2 separate regions of the Mus musculus genome follow, and region 1 is linked to region 2. The links are chromatin loops, found by intact Hi-C in ENCODE. Cell type or tissue: left cerebral cortex. All regions are shown on one strand. Each heading gives the region's core, and the rest is flanking DNA. Links, peaks and the distances in the headings are about the cores only. Region 1 holds the start of Mir713 (microRNA 713). Region 2 holds the start of 6720489N17Rik (RIKEN cDNA 6720489N17 gene).

The links. Hi-C counts contacts between places; a loop is a spot of excess contacts. Peaks named below come from ENCODE experiments on the same cell type or tissue, not always from the same donor. Only the 100,000 strongest peaks of a DNase experiment are listed, where the experiment ranks them.
Region 1: it touches region 2 in a loop (4-fold over the local background); 14 of 42 quality-filtered maps call a loop at or near these places.

What each region holds. Positions count from the first base shown.
Region 1 is chr13:62,755,304-62,766,250 of GRCm38, forward strand. It overlaps Mir713 (microRNA 713), which reads left to right and starts at 5,436; the gene lies at 5,436-5,543. It also overlaps Platr25. In left cerebral cortex, for the core only: a CTCF peak has its summit at 8,700 (motif pointing right); DNase peaks (open chromatin) are centred at 5,472 and 8,699; H3K4me3 peaks cover 760 bases.
Region 2 is chr13:62,617,548-62,628,494 of GRCm38, forward strand. 6720489N17Rik (RIKEN cDNA 6720489N17 gene) reads right to left here and starts at 6,635. Exons shown (of 3, transcript NM_173381.1): 1 at 6,491-6,635. The coding sequence starts at 6,493. In left cerebral cortex, for the core only: no CTCF peak of the experiment used is centred there; a DNase peak (open chromatin) is centred at 6,658; H3K4me3 peaks cover 904 bases.

The DNA of each region.
Region 1 (10,947 bases), core at 1,184-9,183, 140 kb after region 2:
AGTCTAAAATTTCACTGGTAGGGGCTAGGGGACACAGGTTGTCAGTGATCTGCATTCCTATGCCATGAACTTTTCACCATATGATGAAATAGGGCTGCCCAGCCCGGATGGACCATTCTCAGATCCTGATTTCTGTGGTTATCCCCAGTCTGGTCTCTGGAAGGGGGTTCTACAATCTTCTTCTGAATGTTATGGTCTGTTCCTAAACCTGGTGTCTTATGCCTTACTTTTGGGATTTACAGTTTATTCCTGAAGCTGGTACCTTTTGGAAATAAGGACTGGTCCTCAAATGGCAACAAAGGGGCTCCTTAGATGGAGAAAAATAGGGTTTCTCTTGCTCTTTCAATATGATTCTCCAGACAACCCTGGGAGAAAAGCAGGAAATGAGGAAATGGATTCCAATCACTGTGGAGCACTACTGTTAGCCAGCACATCTTCCTGAGTGAAAAGGTGAAAAAAACATCTGTATTATTAAAGGATTTCCACTTGAACAGAACTGATAGTATGGATCTCTCTATGTATGTAGAAAGTAGATATATAAGAATGGCTCGCAGAATGTGGTCCAACTAGGAATCTAATAACTGCGTACCAATGGGAAGTTGAAGGATACAGTCGTGTCTGTATGTCTCAACTGGCCTTCCTCATATACCAGAATTCCAAAGATGGAACCTCTAATGCTAGAAAAATCAAATGATCTCTCTTGCCAGAGTATGGCAAGCAGAAAAAGAGAAGGAGCAAGCATCTTCAATATCCTTTATAAATGTAGGATGCCACCAGAAGCTGTGGCCTAGATTAAAGACGTTTTTGTCAATTCAAAAGCTCCAGAATAAAGAAGGGTTCTCCCATGTTAAATGTTGCAAATAATAAAAAACACTTTCACAATGCCCACCTGTTTCAGTTTTAGGTTATTCAACTTTTTTTAACACAGTAATTTGAACTACTTGAAGTAGTGTCAATTACAGTTGACAATAAGTTCAATTCTTTATCCAGATTCATGACTGCCTTTTCTGCAGCCAGAGTAATGGCCAGTCAAGGTGATTATCGACCAGGTCAAATTGATTACCTCACTTCTCATTGCTAATGTCAAGTACTGCCAAACCAGGAAAACTATCCCCTTCAAAGCCTAGGCTAGAAGAGATGCAGCACTGTCTTCCCATCATGTGGTCTTAGGGACAGGACCAGATGTGCAAAGCAGTTATCAATTACATAGCATGAGCCAACCTGGGCATCAAGAGACCTTGTCCTAAACCTACCTTGTAAAAAATGAAAAGTAATTGTTATACCTGGGAAATACAACACAATTGCAAATAGGAAGAGATCAGAGCAGAGCTGAATTCACAGAAATTACATTGAAAGGGGAACCAATAATTGATTTTTTCAAACTTAAATATTACTAAAAAACAGCATACCAATACTGACATTCAAAACTAGCAGCCCATATCCTCACATCAGGAATAGCATTAATCAAACACTATTTGAACTTGCCTCTATGTGGATTCTTAAGTGCTGACACCTGTATCTTGACACACGCAACTACACCCGATGGCCTGGGTTTCAATTCCTGAGCTGACTTAATGATGTCAGTGAAGATTGCACATGTATCTGTAGAACAGTACCCTACATGCAAATTGAATACTCACTGGCTTAACTGACATTCACAACTCAAACACCCATCAATATAGGCTGTCTTCATCACAGAATGTGATTAATACATGATCCAAAATTAAAAATCACCTCCCTTCCATAAGCAGGTCTTGTTCATAGTGGGAACTCCAGCAGCTGATTGCCTACCCTGTTTCCCCAGTAGGGATCACAATAAACTCCCTTATCTTCTGGTGTGAATGCAGAAGCTATTCCTGTCAGGCAAATCCTGTTCCTCTTACTGTAATAAAAAAGTTGATTACATACATGACTCAGCAAGTAATTTAAAAACACAGTGGTGATAGAGATTTAGACTTAAGTATTTAGTTGGTTTAGTCAAGAGGAGAACAATGTCACTGTCCTGGGGAAAAACAGAGCGGAATCAATGCTACCTGACTCAACCTAGGAAAGCTTGTCTCAGAAACATTATTTAAAGCCTGCAGGTACAGCTGGTGTGGATTAACATCTTTCCCAGGGAGAGATCACTTATTCACCTCTGGCTGATGCCCAAAGAAGACCCAGCCTAGGAAACAGCATGAATTCCACATATGATGTCATCAATAAGTCCTTGTAGGATCAGCCCCCAGGTTATACTTTGAATAATTTAATGGGGGACAGGACTTTGCAAGTGTAGCCACTGAGCCTGATGGAGTTTTACAGAGCAAAACTATCTTTTAGTCCATAATGTAAGATCTAGAAAAGAGTTTTAAAAGATAGATCCATGCCACAACTCTGTCATACATAAAGGACAGAGAACACAAATACAGAAAATATCAAGGAAACATCACCTAAGAGCACTGTAGTTACGGTTCTAATATGAACATGCCTGCTGATCTTTTCTAACCTCAGAACAAGACTATTTGAAGGTTCTGCCCCACCCACCCACCCATCTACCCATCCATCCAGCCATTCATCCAAGGCAACTTTTTAAAGTGTTTAACTTGGGGCTGGAGAGATGGCTCAGCATATCTGGCCACTGCTTCTCACCCAGCCAAGGAAAGTGCCCACTTCCCCAGCTTCAATTGTTCATGCCCCTGCTCTTTCAGGTTAGGGGCAGCTGTCACAGTCTCACAATAGAGGTGAACCTCCAGTATGGTAGAAGGTACTGAGAAGAACCCTCCTATTCTCCTGATTGGCCTGCCCCGGTGCCGAGATTGGCCAGTGATTCTTGAGTGACATAAGCATGCTCCTTAGGGTTGGAGTGTGCTGAAGGCACACATACACCTTCAATGCTCAGGATTCTAGTTCAGGAACTTTGAAAGTAGTGTAGTCACAGCCCAGAAAGGACAGGACAAAAAGAAGTAGATAACTTTGCTGCTTTGACAGTATGTAATATTAAGAATGAACAGCGGGGCTGGTGAGATGGCTCAGTGGGTAAGAGCACCCGACTGTTCTTCCGAAGGTCAGCAGTTCAAATCCCAGCAACCACATGGTGGCTCACAACCATCCGTAATGAGATCTGACTCCCTCTTCTGGAGTGTCTGAGGACAGCTACAGTGTACTTACATATAATAAATAAATAAATAAATAAGTCTTTAAAAAAAAAAAAAAAGAATGAACAGCGAGGGATGGCGAGATGGCTTAGCAGGTAAGAGCACGGACTGTTCTTCTGAAGGTCCTGAGTTCAAATCCCAGCAACCACATGGTGGCTCACAACCACCAGTAATGAGATCTGATGCCCTCTTCTGGTGTGTCTGAAGTCAGCTACAGTGTACTTATGTATAATAATAAATAAATCTTAAAAAAAAAAAAAAGAATGAACAGTGAGGCAATCAATTTTAGACCATTGACAAGAGTCTGACTGGCCCATTTTTTGGGTCCACACACCAGGCAATCAAGAATCTGAATAAAAATTTGAACTTACTATGAAACCAAAATACTACATGAGTCCTACCAAATACATTGTATTACCAAATCTAGGTAATACAATGTGGCCCATCGACTCAGGGGGGGGGGGGGATGGAGGAAGAATTATGGGGAGGGGGTGACTGGGAGGAAGGCAGTGAGCACGCCGTAATTTGAATAAAGAGAAATCGATTTATTAAAAAGCAGGGGAGTGCTTTTATAGTCAAGCTCAAGGCCTATGTACATAGCATATGCTTACAAAAGTGGAATCTTTTTCAGTTAGTAACTTAGTTCACTATCACACAGTTAACAGAACATATCAGGAATGTTGGAATCCATTTCTAATGTGGAAATCACAAAACTATAAATAAAGAACAAGTCACAAAGACAAACAAACAAACAAACAAAGAAGGTGACTTTTAACAAGGAATCTAATTTTAACCTTAATATTAATTTGTAAAAGACAGAAAAACTGGAGTCTGCAAGCCTATCACAAATACAATTTTGATTATTTCCTGTGTTTGAGACAGGGTCTGATACAGACACCCAGCTACTTTGACTCACTAATCACACTACAATATATCATACATATTAAAAGTATAATAGAAAACAGGATGTATGTGCCTTTGAGCAAATATTCCTAGCATCAGAATCTTCTATAGAAGAGAGGGTTGATAAGCCATTGGGCGTTGGTCTGGTTATTGGTAAAGGAGAGTGATCTTGAAAAATTGCAGGCCATTCCCTGGCAGAGATAATGACATAAGAAGATAAAGTTAAGCCAAGTGGTGGTGCAAGCCTTTAATCCCAGCACTTGGGAGGAAGAGGCAGGCGGGTTTCTGAGTTCGAGGACAACCTGGTCTACATATTTAGTTCCAGGATAGTCAGGGCTATACAGAGGAACCCTGTCTCAAAAAAAAAAACCCCAAAAAGATAAAAATTTAAAAACCCCCAAAAAGAAGATATAGTTTGATCTCACCCCACGTGCAATGTCAGCTGCTGAGAGATGCAACCTAACACACAGCTTCTCAACACTCTGAGCTGAAGTAACTGTGCAAGTGGATTGGACATATCTGCAAAGGAGTCCCCTCTACTTGGAAATTCAACATACATTGGACCAAACTAACCTCCTAAAAGGGTATGAATTTGTATATGAATTTATGTGATTTTATCCAAATGTGCTTCTGTGAGGGTGACTCTCTTCTCCTGGTTTAAGAGAAGTTTATTGCTCCAAACTTCCCCCAAGCTTAGCAAGCAAGAGGCATCTGGACAAGAGGGAAAGGCTCTAGCAATGACTCCTTTACTTAATCACCCACTCCCTTTCCTTAGAGAACTTTCATAGGAAACTTTTTAGAAGAACTTGGAAATAAAGATTAAAGACATGTTTAAAAGTGTCCCGCCTTTCTTCCTGTGACTTCAACTAGCAGGATGGAAGTTAGAGCAGCCCAGTTTCTGTGGAGATAGAACAAAAGCTACTCACTTAATCCCCTGTCTTTTTAAGAGGAGGCTCTAAATACCAGAGATTGCAGCGTCCAGCCTTGCCTCAGAGGAACTCGGGCAGGTCAGCTTCGGCTGCAACGCGACTGAGACTTAAGATAGGCAAATGTCTTAATACTAAACAGCAACCCTAAACATCCCTGAAAACCAAGTCTTGTCACCTCAAACACTCTTTCCCCCTCCGCTGCCTGAAGAGGAACCAAGAACAGTCAGGGCTGGTCCCCTGTATCCCATCACCCGGACTCCAGCTGCTTAACTCCCTGCTCCTTCCGGTTAAGGGCAGTGGTCACACGCTCACCATGTCGCCACGTTGTAGATCGCTGGCAATTCCCTAAGGCCCCTGTCAGCAGACATCAAAACACATCACACCAATTTTTCAGCCTGCTCGCAACGGAGCGGAACGCAGAGCAGGGGAACAAGGCACACTAAAGAACACGCCTCTACTTCTATTGGCGGGCCTATCCGGAGGCCCTGATTGGTTAGTGAGACTTGATTGACATGAGCACCTCCCTTAGGGTTAGAGTGCACTGAAGGCACACAGCATAGGGCTTCCAAGATCGGGTTTCTTATCCAGGAGCTGACCCTTTTCAGATCTGCAAGACTTTCTTTCAGTCCTGTCCTCCAATAGTCTATCTTTCTGTCATCCAGAACTCAGCAGGAATTTCTTCTTCTTGCTCCTCCAAGGCCGCCCCCGGTTCTCCTACTCCTCGCTCTGCCCCCTCCTCCAACAAGGAATTAAGAGCCACACCTTGCAGAGTACATTATTCAACTTGACAAAGAGTGAACTATAGGTTCCAAGGATATTTACAATTAAAGAGAGATTTTAGGACACAAAATGTGATGTTTGCTTCTCTCATTTTACACTGACATCAGGAAAACCGCAGCTGATATGCAATTGCTACATATGAGACTCCAGACAGCCCTGGGAAAAAAGGAGGGGATGGATGCCACTCACTAAGGAGCATTATTGTTCGCCAGCACATCTTCCTACTTGGGAAGGTGAAAAAACATGTCTGTATTAGTAAAGGTTTTCCAGATGAACAGAATTCAGAGCATGGATCTCTCTAAGTATGCAGGAAGTGGATAGATAAGAATGGCTCACAGAATGTGGCCCCACTAGTAAATCAATGACTGTATCAATGGAGAGTTGAAGAAAACAGTTGTGTCTATAGGTCTCAGCTGGTGTTCACCACGTAATAGAATTCCACAGATGGAGCCTTAATGTCAGAAAAATAAAAAGACCTTGCAAGCCAGTATGTGGGAAGAAGAGAAAGAGAAAGAACTACCATCTTCAATATCCTTTATATATTTAGGCTCACAGCAGAACTTCTGGCCTTGATTAATTTTTTTCATCTCAATCTAAACTTGCAGATTAAAGAAGGGTTTTCTCATGTTTATTGGTGAAAATAATAAAAACCCCTCAAAGTGCCCATCTGTTTGGTTTTAGGTAACTGAACTCCTGTAAGTACAGTTATTTGAAATAATTACATTGGTGGCAACAACAGTTGACAGGAAGTTCAGTTTTTATCCAGATTATTTCTTATTAGATTTATATATTTATTTTTTATGTATATGAGTACACTGTAGCTGTACAGATGGTTGTGAGCATTCATGTGGCTGTGGAGAATTGAATTTTTCAGACCTCTGCTTCACTCTGGTCAGTCCCACTCACTTAGTCCCTGCTTGCTCTGGCCCAAAGGATTTATTTATTATTATTATACATAATTACACTGTAGCTGACTTCAGACACTCCAGATCTCATTATGGATATTTGTGAGCCACCATGTGGTTGCTGGGATTTGAACTCAGGACCTTGGGAAGAGCAGTCAGTGTTCTTACCCGCTGAGCCTTCTCCCCAGCCCCTTTATCCAGATTATTAATTGCCTGGTCTGCAGACCAGAGTAATGGCCAATCAAGGTGATTATCAAGATGGAAAATTGGTGACCTTACTACTCAATGCTAATGTCAAGTACAGCCATACCAGAAAAATGTTCACCTTCAAAGCCTAGCCTAGAAGAGATGCAGGACTGTCTTCCCATCATGTGGCTTTAGAGAAAGGATTAGATGTTCAAGGCAATTCTGAATTACATGGCATGAGCCAGCCTGGGCTTCGGGAGACCTTGTCCTAAGCAGCACTTGTAAAAGAAATGGAAAGAAATTCTTACGCCTGAGAAACATCACAGAATGGATACAAGTAAGAGATCAGAGCAGTGCTGCATTTAAAGCAAACCAATAATTGACTTTTTACAAACATAAATATTATTGAAAAAACACATAGCCATTCTGACTTTGTAAAAGAATAGTCCTTTTCCTGGTAGAAGGAATACCATCTTTCAAATACTGTTTGACCTTGCCTCTATGTGGATTGTTGCCTGCTGAGACCTGTAACTTGACACACTCAACTACAGCCAATGAAGTCCTGTGTTTTAAATTTCTGAGCTGACTTAATTATGTCAATGAGGATTGCACATATCTCATAGGACAGTAGTAACCTAACTGCAATTTGAGTATTCACCGGCTTAACTGACATCACAAATCATACACCCACCGATCTAGTCTGCTTTCATTTACCCAACATGAATTAAGACATGCTGCAAAATTATGAAATTACCTCCATGCCAGCATCGGGCACTTTTCATTATGGCAACTCTAGCAGCTGATTACCCACCCTGTTTCCCCCATTAGTGTACACAATAAACTTCTTCCTATTCTGGTCAGAATGCAGACGCTATGCCCCTCATGCAAATGCTTTTCCTCTTGACTGAGTAAACAGTTGATTACATGACTCAAATGCATAATTTTAAAACACAGTGGTGGTACAGATGTTAACTTAAGAATTTAGTTGGAACTGGGCGTGGTGGCGTTCACCTTTAATCCCAGCATTCAGGAGGCAGAGGCAGGCAGATTTCTGAGTTCTAGGCCAGCCTGGTCTACAGAGTGAGTTCCAGGACAGCCAGAGCTACACAGAGAAACCCTGTCTCGAAAAAACAAAACAAAACAAAAATGAATTTAGTTGGGTTAAACAACAGGATTGCAATGTTACTGCCCTGAGACATAACAGAGTGGAATGAGAGCTACATGACTCACCAGAAGAAACCTTGTCTCAGAAATAATTTTCTGAAAGGCTGGAGGTGTAACAGGTAGAATTAGCATCCTTTCATAGGAAAAGATCACGCATTCATCTTTGACTGATGCCCAAAGAAGAGCCAGCCTAGAACAGAATTTTTAGTTCCCAATATGCTGTTGTACCTAAGTCTCTCTTAGGTTTGGGCCACAGCTATAGTTTGAACAATAGTCACTGAGGCAGATGGAGATTTACAGAGTAAATCTATCTTTTAGTCCATAATGTATGATCTAAAAGTAAATTTAAAAGATGTATCAATGCCACAACTCTCCATATACAATGGACAGAGAACACAAATACAGAAAATATCAAGGAAACATCACCTAACAGCACTGTGGTTACCGTTCTTACGTGAGCAGGTGTGCTGAGCTAGTCTAACCTCAGAATAAGGCTGCTTTTTTACTCAGCAACTTGGTTCAGAGGAAAGGCACAGGTGCATCTCTGTAGGACCAGAAAGAAGTGCATCCTGAATGCTGTGTGTCTCAAGGCTGTGTCATCTCTGTAGAAGATTCCACATTTTATACGTTATTTTTATTTTATATATGTGAGTCTTTTGCTGGGTCCTGTCTGTGTGCATTACCTACAGTGGTCAGAAGAGGGCATCATATCCCTCTGGATTGCAGTTACAGCAATTGAATTACAGCCTTGAGGTTTTTTGGAATGAAATCTGCATTACCTGGAACAACATCCAATGCTCATGACTATATCTGTGTTTATTATATTTTCCTTGTAAAATAAATTTTATGCATTTAAATTAGAACATAATACAACACTTCACGTAACTTTTACCTTTTTACATTTTTCTAATATATATTCCCAATAATGTCAAATGAGGTGGGAGATTTGGTAAAAACATGCTTGCCTAGTGAGCTAACTTCATTTCCTTAACTGTATGCAAAATACCTATTTGCAAGCTTGAATGTACAACTAAACTGCTAGATGCTCAGAAATCTTTGTCTATGCCGGTTTACACAGATAGTCTACCTTTCTCTTGAGCTCACCTTAACCCAGGAGGGCTCCTTTGCTCTCTTTCTTCAAATCCTGCCTCATCTGTGTCCTGCTATTTCTTAGTACTCTGCTTCCACAATGCTATTCTAAGCCAAGAGATAGAGATAGAGTACAAAGAGAGTGCCCACCAGGAGAAAGCTCAAATGTCTTATTGCTACAAAACCAGGCTCTATCTCCCTTACTACATCCTTGGCAGGCTGCAGCAGGTCAGCTCCAGGGGGAGGTAATGGTGGGAGGACCGGGGTCAAGTCTGTAGGGAGCTAAAACTTCTCACCTTTACAGAAGAGCATCTCAATGCCATCCAAGGTGACTTTGCCCCAAGTCATTCAGCAAAGACCTCAAGACCCCTCCCAAGTAACTTGCCTTAAACTGGGCAGGCTCTTTCCATTCCTTAGCATTCTCTTGTATTGAGGCTTTGGCTTTCAGAGGCACACCCAAAATACACCTTTCCAAGACACACTTAGCTGCATTTGAAAAGGCAGTATCTTCCTAAGTTTGGATATTTCAATACAAATTAGGTTTTCTATTAACCATATTCAAATATCCTTCAACAATTTATCCCCTTACTTCTCCCCTCTCCATCCTAAATCTTCCCTGCCAATTTCTTCCTTGTTACATACATGTGTGACTATGAAGACTCAAATACATAAATAAAACTTGCTGACTGCATTTTTATTGGTTATGTGTATGATTCAAGGACTGACTGACTTGCATTGATTAGCCAAATAGGGAACTCATTGCCTGGGGCTAATTCTCCTACTTAAGAGTTCCCCTCTTTAATAAGCAATAGAATTTGGGGAGCACAAATGACAGATTAGGATGAAAACAAGATAAGCCCTCTTCTCTGTGAAGTAGATAAAGTACCTACCTCGAATCCAAAGCTACAGGTGGATTATTTTATTTACCGAGTGAGCTTTTTGCTATTTGTGGTGGCAAACCTCTCCTACCTTAGATATAGAGGTAGCTGTCACCCAAATTCCCCACAATGATTATCCTATAATTTTTGCCTACTCCTCTGAAAGACTTCCAGGTACTGGAAAAGAAGTATTCAACATAGGAGTAAAGGGCAACATTCCCATTTAAACACATTATCTTGCGTCAACTCTCATAGAGTGAATCCTGCCTCTTACTCTACCACAGTCTTCCATGATCTTCAATGAGACTGTTATGATTCCAACATACAATGCTAAGAATAAACAATATTATTCCACAAAGAGTCAAAGCATATCAACGATGGAACAGACCAAAGAAAGACCTAATCCAGCAGGAAAATATGAAATCATGAAGTTCATTGTTCAGCTTCTTCAGATAATGATGAAATTGCCTGACTACAATATACTTAGGCATCCCTAGTCTTCCACCTCTGTCTCTGAAGCACACATGGCTTCACTTTTAGGCCGATTCCACGACTTGCTTGTAGCTCTTTTCAAAAATTCTCTTATTGTCACAAATACCTTGTGTATGGTATTATATTTTACTTTATTGAAATTGGGTTAGTGAGGAAGGAGAGATCTTTCAGTTGTTACGAGCACTGACTGTAGAAGCAGGCATGGCATTTACATGGCAGCTCACTATGATCTAGAACTATGTTTAGTTCCACAAAAACATATGGTCCAAATTGTTACATATGAGGCGTCAGCTGGTATTTTCTGGGGTATTTCCATAAATGAGACCTTTTCTGCATGTCTTTCCTATAGATTCTAAAATGAATGGCATAAAAATATACCTCTATACTACACAGGAACAAAACACAGTTGCTTGAGTTATGCTTTCATTCAGCAATGACAACATGTGAAATAAAGTATCAAATGTATATTCTAGTCTATGATTTCAGG
Region 2 (10,947 bases), core at 1,675-9,674:
ATCCTAATCTCTCATATGCTTGGTAACCATACTATTTATCTGTGGGTGTTTAGGAGGCAGTCCCTCCCTCAACTAAATGTGACTTCCCATTTTCTTATAATGGGAAAGTCTTTTACATCAGCAACTCTACTCTATGCTTCTTATCACAGCATACACTTGGAGTTCATGAGGTGGGGTTTACAACTGCCACAAAATTAACTCCAAATGGATCTTAAATGGCGGCCAGGGCACAATGTTTAGAAGATACCAGAGAATCTCGGACATCCAAATTTGGCATCTTGCTAAGGATGTTTCTACATGGCAAGCCCTTGCTCCAAATGCTTTGTGCAGATGAAGCTCCCATAATGAAGTTGTTAAGATGCCACCACTGAGTACATCTAGTGGCTAAGACCTCAAGGAATCGCACAGCTGGCTGTTAGTTTCCACCTAACCCACGAAAGAGCCCACTATCAGGATTCCTGCTTCTCACACTGCTCTTTCAGGTTGGTGGCAGTGGTCACGTGCTCACCATGATGAGACTTAGTAGCTCACCTGCACTCTGCAAAAACACCCAGCATCAGAGGTCAAAGCACATCACACCAACCATAGAAGCCTGCTCTGCAATGCTACTGAACCTGCAACAGGGAACAAAACACCTGGAAGAGGCCTCTCTTCGTCTGATTGGATGGTTTTCCAGGAGGCCCTGATTGGCCAGTGACAAGAGCACTGGCCTTAGGGATAGACTGTGCTGAAAGCTTGCCTCTTAGGACTTCCTACCCCAGGAAATCAGTCCAGGACTTGACACTTTTCAGATTTGCCAAATCTTTGTTTCAGTATTGCATGTGCCTGTCCTCCAATAGCCGAGCTTTCTGTTACCAGCACTGAGCACAAACAGCTTCTCCCTCCATTTCGAAATCCTCCCCCTCTCCTCTTCATCCTGCTTCTCCTCCTCTACTTCCTAATCCTCCTCCTCCCCTCTTGCTCCTGTTCCTCCTCCTCCTCTATCTCCTCAACTTCATCGTACTGTTCTTCCTCCTCGTCCTCTTCTTCTGAATGTTCCCCACCCCTCCTCTTCCTCCCTTTCTTCTTCTCCCTGCCCTCCTCTGCATCTCCTCCTCCTCCTCCTAGAATCGAGATGGGTAGCTTGCACAGTTCATTATTCATCTTGGTGCAGAGTGAACCATATGAACCACATGCAGAATGGTTCCATGCATATTATCAATTACTGCATCATTTTAAGATACAAAATGTGATATTTGTTTCTGTGATTTTGCACTGATCTCAGGAATACCTCAGCTAATATTAGCCTACTACATATTGAAAGGGCCGAAAAATCACTGAAGACCCCAGATAAGATAATATGCAAAAAGAAAAAGCACTTATTCTGGAGAAAAAACCAGCGTTCTTTGAAATGGCGACCCCAGACAAAGGTATGAGGACCTCCTTATAGGAAACAGGTGGAACCCTCTAGAAGGATAGGGTAGTCTAAAATTTCACTGGTAGGGGCTAGGGGACACAGGTTGTCAGTGATCTGAATTCCTATGCCATGAACTTTTCACCATATGATGAAATAGGGCTGCCCAGCCCAGATGGACCATTCTCAGATAGTTCCTGATTTCTGTGGTTATCCCCAGTCTGGTCTCTGGAAGGGGGCTCTACAATCTTCTTCTGATCTTATGGTCTGTTCCTAATCCTGGTGTCTTATGCCTTACTTTTGGGATTTACAGTTTATTCCTGAAGCTGGCACCTTTTGGAAATAAGGACTGGTCCTCAAATGGCAACAAAAGGGCTTCTTAGATGGAGAAAAGTAGGGTTTATCTTGCCCTTTCAATATGATTCTCCAGACAACCCTGGGAGAAAAGCAGAAATGAGGAAATGGATTCCAATCATTGTGGAGCACTACTGTTAGCCAGCACATCTTCCTGAGTTAAAAAGGTGAAAAAAATCTGTATTATTAAAGGATTTCCACTTGAATAGAACTGATAGTATGGATCTCCCTATGTATGTAGGAGGTGGATATATAAGAATGGCTAACAGAATTTGGTCCAACTAGGAAACTAATAACTGCATACCAATGGAAAGTTGAAGGATACAGTAGTGCCTGTATGTCTCATTTGGCCTTCCACATATACCGTAATGCCAAAGATGGAACCTCTAATGCTAGAAAAATCAAATGATCTCCCTTGCCAGAGTATGGCAAGCAGAAAAAGAGAAGGAGAGAGCATCTTCAATATCCTTTATAAATGTAGGCTGTCAACAGAAGCTGTGGCCTAGATTAAAGACGTTTTTGTCAATTTTTTTTTGTCAGTTTTTCAAAGAGTTTTTGTCAGTTTTTCAAAAGATCCAGAATAAAGAAGGGGTTCTCCCATGTTAAATGTTGCAAATAATAAAAAACACTTTCACAATGCCCACCTGTTTCAGTTTTAGGTTATTCAACTTGTTTTAATACAGTAACTTGAACTACTTGAAGTAGTGTGGATTACAGTTGACAGTAAGATCAGTTCTTTATCCAGATTCATGACTGCCTTTTCTGCAGCCAGAGTCATGGCCAGTCAAGGTGATTATCGACCAGGTCAAATTGATTACCTCACTTCTCATTGCTAATGTCAAGTACTGCCAAACAAGGAAAACTTTCCCCTTAAAAGCCAAGGCTAGAAGACATGCAGCACTGTCTTCCCATCATGTGGCCTTAGGGACAGGATCAGATGTTCAAAGCTGTTATCAATTACATAGCATGAGCCAGCCTGGGCATCAAGAGACCTTGTCCTAAACTGCCGTTGCAAAAATTGGAAAGACATTCTTATACCTGGGAAAACCCACAGAATTGCAAATAGTAAGAGATCACAGCAGAGCTGAATTCACAGAAATTACATTGAAAGGAGAACCAATAATTGATTTTTTTTCAAACTTAAATATTACTAAAAAACGGCATACCAATACTGACATTCAAAACTAGCAGCCCATATCCTCACATCAGGAATAGCATTAATCAAATACTACTTGAACTTGCCTCTATGTGGACTCTTGGCAGCTGACACCTGTAACTTGACAATCAACTTGACACACACACAACTACACCCGATGGCCTGGGTTTCAATTCTTGAGCTGACTTAATGATGTCAGTGAAGATTGCACATGTATCTGTAGAACAGTACCCTACGTGCAAATTGAATGCTCATTGGCTTAACTGACATTCACAAATCAAACACCCATCAATATAGGCTGTCTTCATCACAGAACATGATTAATACATGATCCAAAATTAAAAATCATCTCCCTGCCATAATCGGGTCTTGTTCATAATGAACAAGTAGCTGATTGCCTACACTGTTTCCCCAGTAGGGATCACAATAAACTCCCTTATCTTCTGGTGTGAATGCAGAAGCTATGCCCTTCATGCAAATCCTGTTCCTCTTACTGGAATAAAAAAGTTGATTACATACATGACTCAGCAAGTAATTTAAAAACACAGTGGTGGTAGAGATTTAGACTTAAGTATTTAGTTGGTTTAGTCAATAGGAGAACAATGTCACTGTCCTGGGAAAAAACAGAGTAGAATGAATGCTACCTGACTCAACATAGGAAAGCTTGTCTCAGAAACATTATTTAAAGCCTGCAGGTACAGCTGGTGTGGATTAACATCTTTCCCAGGGAGAGATCACTTATTCACCTCTGGCTGATGCCCAAAGAAGACCCAGCCTAGGAAACAGTATGAATTCCACATATGATGTCATCAATAAGTACTTTTTAGGTTCAGCCCCGAGGTTATACTTTGAACAATTTAATGGGGGACAGGACCTTGCAAGTTTAGCCACTGAGGCTGATGGAGATTTACAGAGCAAAACTGTCTTCTAGTCAATAATACAAGATCTAGAAAAGAGTTTTAAAAGATAGATCCATGCTACAACTCTCCCATACATAAAGGACAGAGAACACAAATACAGAAAATATCAAGGACACATCACCTAACAGCACTGTAGTTACGGTTCTAATATGAACATGCCTGCTGATCTTTTCTAACCTCAGAATAAGACTGTTTGAAGGTTCTGCCCCACTCACCCACCCATCCATCCACCCATCCATCCATCCAATCATCCAACCATCCATCCATCCATCCATCCATCCATCCATCCATCCAACCATCCATTCATTCAAGGCAACTTTTTAAGTGTTTAACTTGGGGCTGGAGAGATGGCTCAGCATATCTGGCCACTGGTTCTCACCCAGCCACGGGAAGTGCCCACTTCCCCAGCTTCAAATGTTCATGCCCCTGCTCTTTCAGGTTAGCATAGAGCTGAACCTCCATTATGGCAGAAAGTACTCAGAAGAACCCTCCTATTCTCCTGATTGGCCTGCCCGGACGCCCTGATTGGCCAGTGATTCTTGAGTGACATAAGCATGCTCCTTAGGGTTGAAGTGTGTTAAAGGCACACAGTATACACCTTCAATGCTCAGAATTCTAGTTCAGGAACTTTGAAAGTAGTGTAGTCACAGCCCAGAAAGGACAGGACAAAAAGAAGTAGATAACTTCACTGCTTTGACAGTATGTAATATTAAGAATGAACAGTGAGGGATAGCAAGATGGCTTAGCAGGTAAGAGCACGGATAGTTCTTCCGAAGGTCCTGAGTTCAAATCCCAGCAACCACATAGTGGTTCACAACCATCAGTAATGAGATCTAATATCCTCTTCTGCTGTGTCTGAAGTCACCTACAGTGTACTTACATATAATAATAAATAAATCTTTTTTTAAAAAAAGAATGAACAGTGAGGCAATCAAGAATCTGAATAAAAATTTGAAGTTACTATGAAACCAAGATACTACATGAGTCCTACCAAATACATTGTATTACCAAATCTAGGTAAAACAATGTGGCCCATCGACTCAGAGGAGAAGGGGGAGGCGGACTGTAGGAAGAATTATGGGGGTGGGAGGGTGACTGGGAGAAAGGCAGTGAGCAGGATGTAAATTGAATAAAGAGAAATCGATTTAATAAAAAGCAGGGGAGTGCTTTTATAGTCACGCTCAAGGCCTAGGTACATAGCATGTGCTCAGAAAATCGGAATCTTTTTCAGTTAGTAACTTAGTTCACTATCACACAGTTAACAGAACATACCAGGAATGCTGGAATCCATTTCTAATGTGGAAATCACAAAACTATAAATAAAGAACAAGTCACAAAACAAACAAACGAACAAAAAAAGAAGGTGACTTTTAACATGGAATCTAATTTTAACCTTGATATTAATTTGTAAAAGAAAGAAAAACTGGAGTCAGCAAGCCTATCACAAATATAATTTTCATTATTTCCTGTGTTTGAGATAGGGTCTGATACAGACACGAAGCTGACTTTGACTCACTAATCACACTACAATGTATCATACTTATTAAAAGTATAATAGAGAGCAGGATGTATGTGCCTTTGAGCAAATATTCCTAGCATCAGAATCTTCTATAGAAGAGAGAGCTGAGAAGCCATTTGGTGTTGGTCTGGTTATTGGTAAAGGAGAGTGATTTTGAAAAATTGCAGGCCATTCCCTGGCAGAGATAAAGACATAAGAAGATAAAGTTAAGCCAGGAAGTGGTGGCGCATGCCTTTAATCCCGCACTTGGGAGGAAGAGGCAGGCGGGTTTCTGAGTTCGAGGCCAGCCTGGTCTGCAAAGTGAGTTCCAGGATAGCCAGGGCTATACAGAGGAACCCTGTCTCAAAAAAATCCAAAAAGATAAAAAATAAGAAACACCAAAAAGAGAAGATACAGTTTGATCTCACCCCTATGTGCAAGTGGATTGGACATATCTGCAAAGGAGTCCCCTCTAGTTGGAAATTCAACATACATTGGACCAAAAGGGTATGAATTTGTATTATGAATTTATGTGAGTTTATCCATATTTGCTTGTGTAAAAGTCTTTCCTACTGTGAGGGTGGCTCTCTTCTCCTGGTTTAAGAGAAGTTTATTGCTCCAAACTTCCCCCAAGCTTAGCAAGCAAGAGGCATCTGGACAAGAGGGAAAGGCTCTAGCAATGACTCCTTTACTTAATCACCCACTCCCTTTCCTTAGAGAACTTTCATAGGAAACTTTTTAGAAGAACTTGGAAATAAAGATTAAAGACATGTTTAAAAGTGTCCCACATTTCTTCCTGTGACTTCAACTAGCATGCTGGAAGTTAGAGCAGCCCAGTTTCTGTGGAGATAGAACAAAAGCTACTCACTTAATCCCCTGCCTTTTAAGAGGAGGCTCTAAATACCAGAGAGCCTTGCCTCAGAGGAACTCGGGCAGGTCAGCTTCAGCTGCCAAGCGACTGAGACTTAAGATAGGCAAATGTCTTAATACTAAACAGCAACCCTAAACATCCCTGAAAACCAAGTCTTGTCACCTCAGACACTCTTCCCCCTCCACTGCCTGAAGAGGAACCAAGAATGGTCAGGGCTGGTCCCCTGTATCCCATCACCCCCACTCCAGCTACTTAGCCTCCTGCTCCTTCCGGTTAAGGGCAGTGGTCACACGCTCACCATGTCGCCACGTTGTAGATCGCTGGCAATTCCCTAAGGCCCCTGTCAGCAGACATCAAAACACAACAGATCAATCTTTCAGCCTGCTCGCAACGGAGAGAATGCAGAGTAGGGGAACAAGGCACACTAAAGAACACGCCTCTACTCCTATTGGCGGGCCTATTCGGAGGCCCTGATTGGTTCGTGAGTCTTGATTGACATGAGCACCTCCCTTACGGTTAGAGTGCGCTGAAGGCACACAGCATAGGGCTTCCCAGCTCGGGTTTCTTATCCAGGAGCTGACCCTTTTCAGATCTGCAAGACTTTCTTTCAGTCCCGTCCTCCAATAGTCTATCTTTCTGTCATCCAGAACTCAGCAGGAATTTCTTCTTCCTGCTCCTCCAAGGCCGCCGCCGGTTTTCCTCCTCCTCACTCTGTCCCATCCTCCACCAAGGAATCAAAAGCCACACCTTGCATAGTACAGTATTCAACTTGGAGCCGAATAAACTATAGGTTGCAAGGATAATTACAATTAAAGAGAGATTTTTAGGACATAAAATATGATGTTTGCTCCTCTCATTTTACACTGACATCAGGAAAACCGCAGCTAATATGCAATTGCTACATATGAGACTCCAGACAACCCTGGGGGAAAAGCAGGGGATGGATGCCAATCACTATGGAGCACTGTTGTTAGCCAGCACGGTTTCCTACGTGGGAAGGTGAAAAAACATATCTGTATTAGTAAAGGTTTTCCAGATGAACAAAACTCGGAGCATGGATCTCTCAAAGTATGCAGAAATTGGATAGATAAGAATGGCTCACAGAATGTGGCCCCACTAGTAAATCAATGACTGTACCAATGAAGAGTTGAAGAAAACAGTAGTTCCTGTATGTCTCAGCTGGTGTTCAGCACGTAACAGAATTCCAAAGATGGAGCCTTAATGTCAGAAAAATAAAAAGACCTTGCAAGCCAGTATGTGGGAAGAAAAGAGAAAGAACTACCATCTTCAATATCCTTTATATATGTAGGCTCACAGCAGAATTTCTTGTTAACCAAAACCTCCAGAGTAAAGAAGGGTTTTCCCATGTTAAATGGTGAAAATAATAAAAACCCCTCACAGTGCCCATCTGTTTGGTTTTAGGTAACTGAACTCCTGTAACTACAGTCATTTGAAATAATTGCATTGGTGGCAACAACAGTTGACAGGAAGTTCAGTTTTTATCCAGATTCTATCTTTTTAGATTTATATATTTATTGTTTTATGTATATGAGTACAATGTAGCTGTACAGATGGTTGTGAGCCTTCATGTGGCTGTGGAGAATTGAATTTTTCAGACCTCTGCTTCACTATGGTCAGCCACACTAACTTAGTCCCTGCTTGCTCTGGCCCAAAGATTTATTTATTATTATTATACATAATTACACTGCAGCTGACTTCAGACACTCCAGATCTCATTATTAAAAGTTGTGAGCCACCATGTGGTTGCTGGGATTTGAACTCAGGACCTTGGGAAGAGCAGTCAGTGTTCTTACCCACTGAGCTTTCTCCCCAGCCCCTTTATCCAGATTATTAATTGCCTGGTCTGCAGACCACAGTAATGGCCAATCAAGGTGATTATCAAGATGGAAAATTGGTGACCTCAATACTCATTGCTAATGTCAAGTACAGCCATACCAGGAAAACGTTCACCTTCAAAGCCTAGCCTAGAAGAGATGCAGGACTATCTTCCCATCATGTGGCTTTAGAGACAGGATTAGATGTTCAAGGCAATTATCAATTACATAGCATGACCCAGCCTGGGCTTCAGGAGACCTTGTCCTAAGCAGCACTTGTAAAAGAAATTGAAAAAAATTCTTATGCCTGGGAAACATCACAGAATGGATACAAGTAAGATTTCAAAGCAGTGCTGCATTTAAAGGGAACCAATAATTGACTTTTTAAAAACATAAATATTATTGAAAGAACACATAGCCATTCTGACTTTGTAAAAGAATAGTCCATTTCCTGGTAGAAGGAATAACATCTTTCAAATACTGTTTGACCTTGCTTCTATGTGGATTGTTGCCTGCTGAGACCTGTAACTTGACACACACACAACTACAGCCAATGAAGGCCTGTGTTTTAAATTTCTGAGCTGACTTAATTATGTCAATGAGGATTGCACATATCTCATAGGACAATAGTAACCTAACTGCAATTTGAATATTCACTGGCTTAACTGACATCACAAATCATACACCTACCGATCTAGTCTGCTTTCATTTACCCAACATGAATTAAGACATGCTACAAAATTATAAAATTACCTCCATGCCAGCATCAGGCACTTTCATTATGGCAACTCCAGCAGCTGATTACCCACCCTGTTTCCCCCATTAGTGTACACAATAAAGTTCTTCCTATTCTGGTCAGGATGCAGAAGCTATGCCCCTCATGCAAATGCTTTTCCTATGGACTCAGTAAACAGTTGATTACATGACTCAAATGCATAATTTTAAAACACAGTGGTGGTACAGATGTTAACTTAAGAATTTAGTTGATTTAAACAATAGGATTGCAATGTTACTGCCCTGAGACATAATAGAGTGGAATGAGAGCTACATGACTCACCATAGGAAACCTTGTCTCAGAAATAATTTTCTGAAAGGCTGGAGGTATAACAGTTAGAATTAGCATCCTTTCATAGGAAAAGATCACTCATTCATCTTTGACTGATGCCCAAAGAAGAGCCAGCCTAGAACAGAATTTTTAGTTCCCAATATGCTGTTATACCTAAGTCTCTCTTAGGTTTGGGCCACAGCTATAGTTTGAACAATAGTCACTTAGGCAGATGGAGATTTACAGAGTAAATCCATCTTCTAGTCCATAATGTATGATCTAAAAAGTAAGTTTAAAAGATGTATCAATGCCACAACTCTCCAATATACAATGGACAGAGAATACAAATACAGAAAATATCAAGGAAACATCATCTAACAGCACTGTGGTTACCGTTCTTACATGAGCAGGTTTGCTGAGCTAGTCTAACCTCAGAATAAGGCTGCTTTTTTACTCAGCAACTTGGTTCAGAGGAAAGGCACAGGTGCTTCTCTGTAGGACCAGAAAGAAGTGCATCCTGAATGCTGTGTGTCTCAAGGCTGTGACATCTCTGTAGAAGATTCCATATTTTATACGTTATTTTTATTTTATGTATGTGTTTTGCTGGGTCCTGTCTGTGTGCACTACCTACAGTGGTCAGAAGAGGGCAGTATATCCCTCTGAATTTCAGTTACAGCAATTGAATTACAGCCTTGAGGTTTTTTTGGAATGCAACCTGCATTACCTGGAACAACATCCAATGATCATGACTATATCTGTGTTTATTATATTTTCCTTGTAAAATAAATGTTTATGCATTTAAATTAGAACATAATACAACACTTCATGTAACCTTTACCTTTTTACATTTTTCTAATATATATTCCCAATAATGTCAAATGAGGTGGGAGATTTGGTAAAAACATGCTAGCCTAGTGAACTAACTTCATTTCCTTAACTGTATGCAAAATACCTATTTACAAGCTTGAATGTACAACTAAACTGCTAGATGCTCAGAAATCTCTTTGTCTATGCCGGTTTACACAGATAGTCTACATTTCTCTTGAGCTCACCGAAACCCAGGAGGACTCCTTTGCTCTTTCTTCAAATCCTGCCTTATCTGTGTCCTGCTATTTCTTACCACTCGGCTTCCACAATGCTATTCTAAGTCAAGAGATAGAGACAGAGTCCAAAGAGAGTGCCCACCAGGAGAAAGCTCAAATGTCTTATTGCTACAAAACCAGGCTGTATCTCCCTTACTACATCCATGGCAGGCTGCAGCAGGTCAGCTCTAGGGGGAGGTAGTGGTGGGAGGACCCAGGTCAAGTCTGTAGGGAGCTGAAACTTCTCACCTTTACAGAAGAGCATCTCAATGCCATCCAAGCTGACTTTGCCCCAAGTCACTCAGCAAAGACCTCAAGACCCCTCCCAAGTAACTTGCCTTAAACTGGGCAGGCACTTTCCATTTTTTAGCATTCTCTTGTTTTGAGGCTTTGGCTTTCAGAGGCACACCCAAAATACACCGTTCCAAGACACACCTAGGTGCATCTGAAAGGGCAAAGTCTTTACTAAGCTTGGATATTTGAATACCAATTATGCTTTCTAAGAACCATATGCAAATATCCTTAATCAATTTATCCCCTTACTTCTCCCCTCTCCATCCTAAATTCTTCCCTGAAAGTTTCTTCCTTGTTATATACATGTGTGACTATGATGACTCAAATACATAAATAAAATTTGCTGACTGCATTTCTATTGGATATGTGTATATGATTCAAGGACTGACTGACTTGCATTGATTAGCCAAATAGGGAACTCATTGCCTGGGGCTAATTCCCCTACTTAAGAGGTCCACTCTTTAATAAGCAATAGGACTTGGGGAGCACAAATGACAGA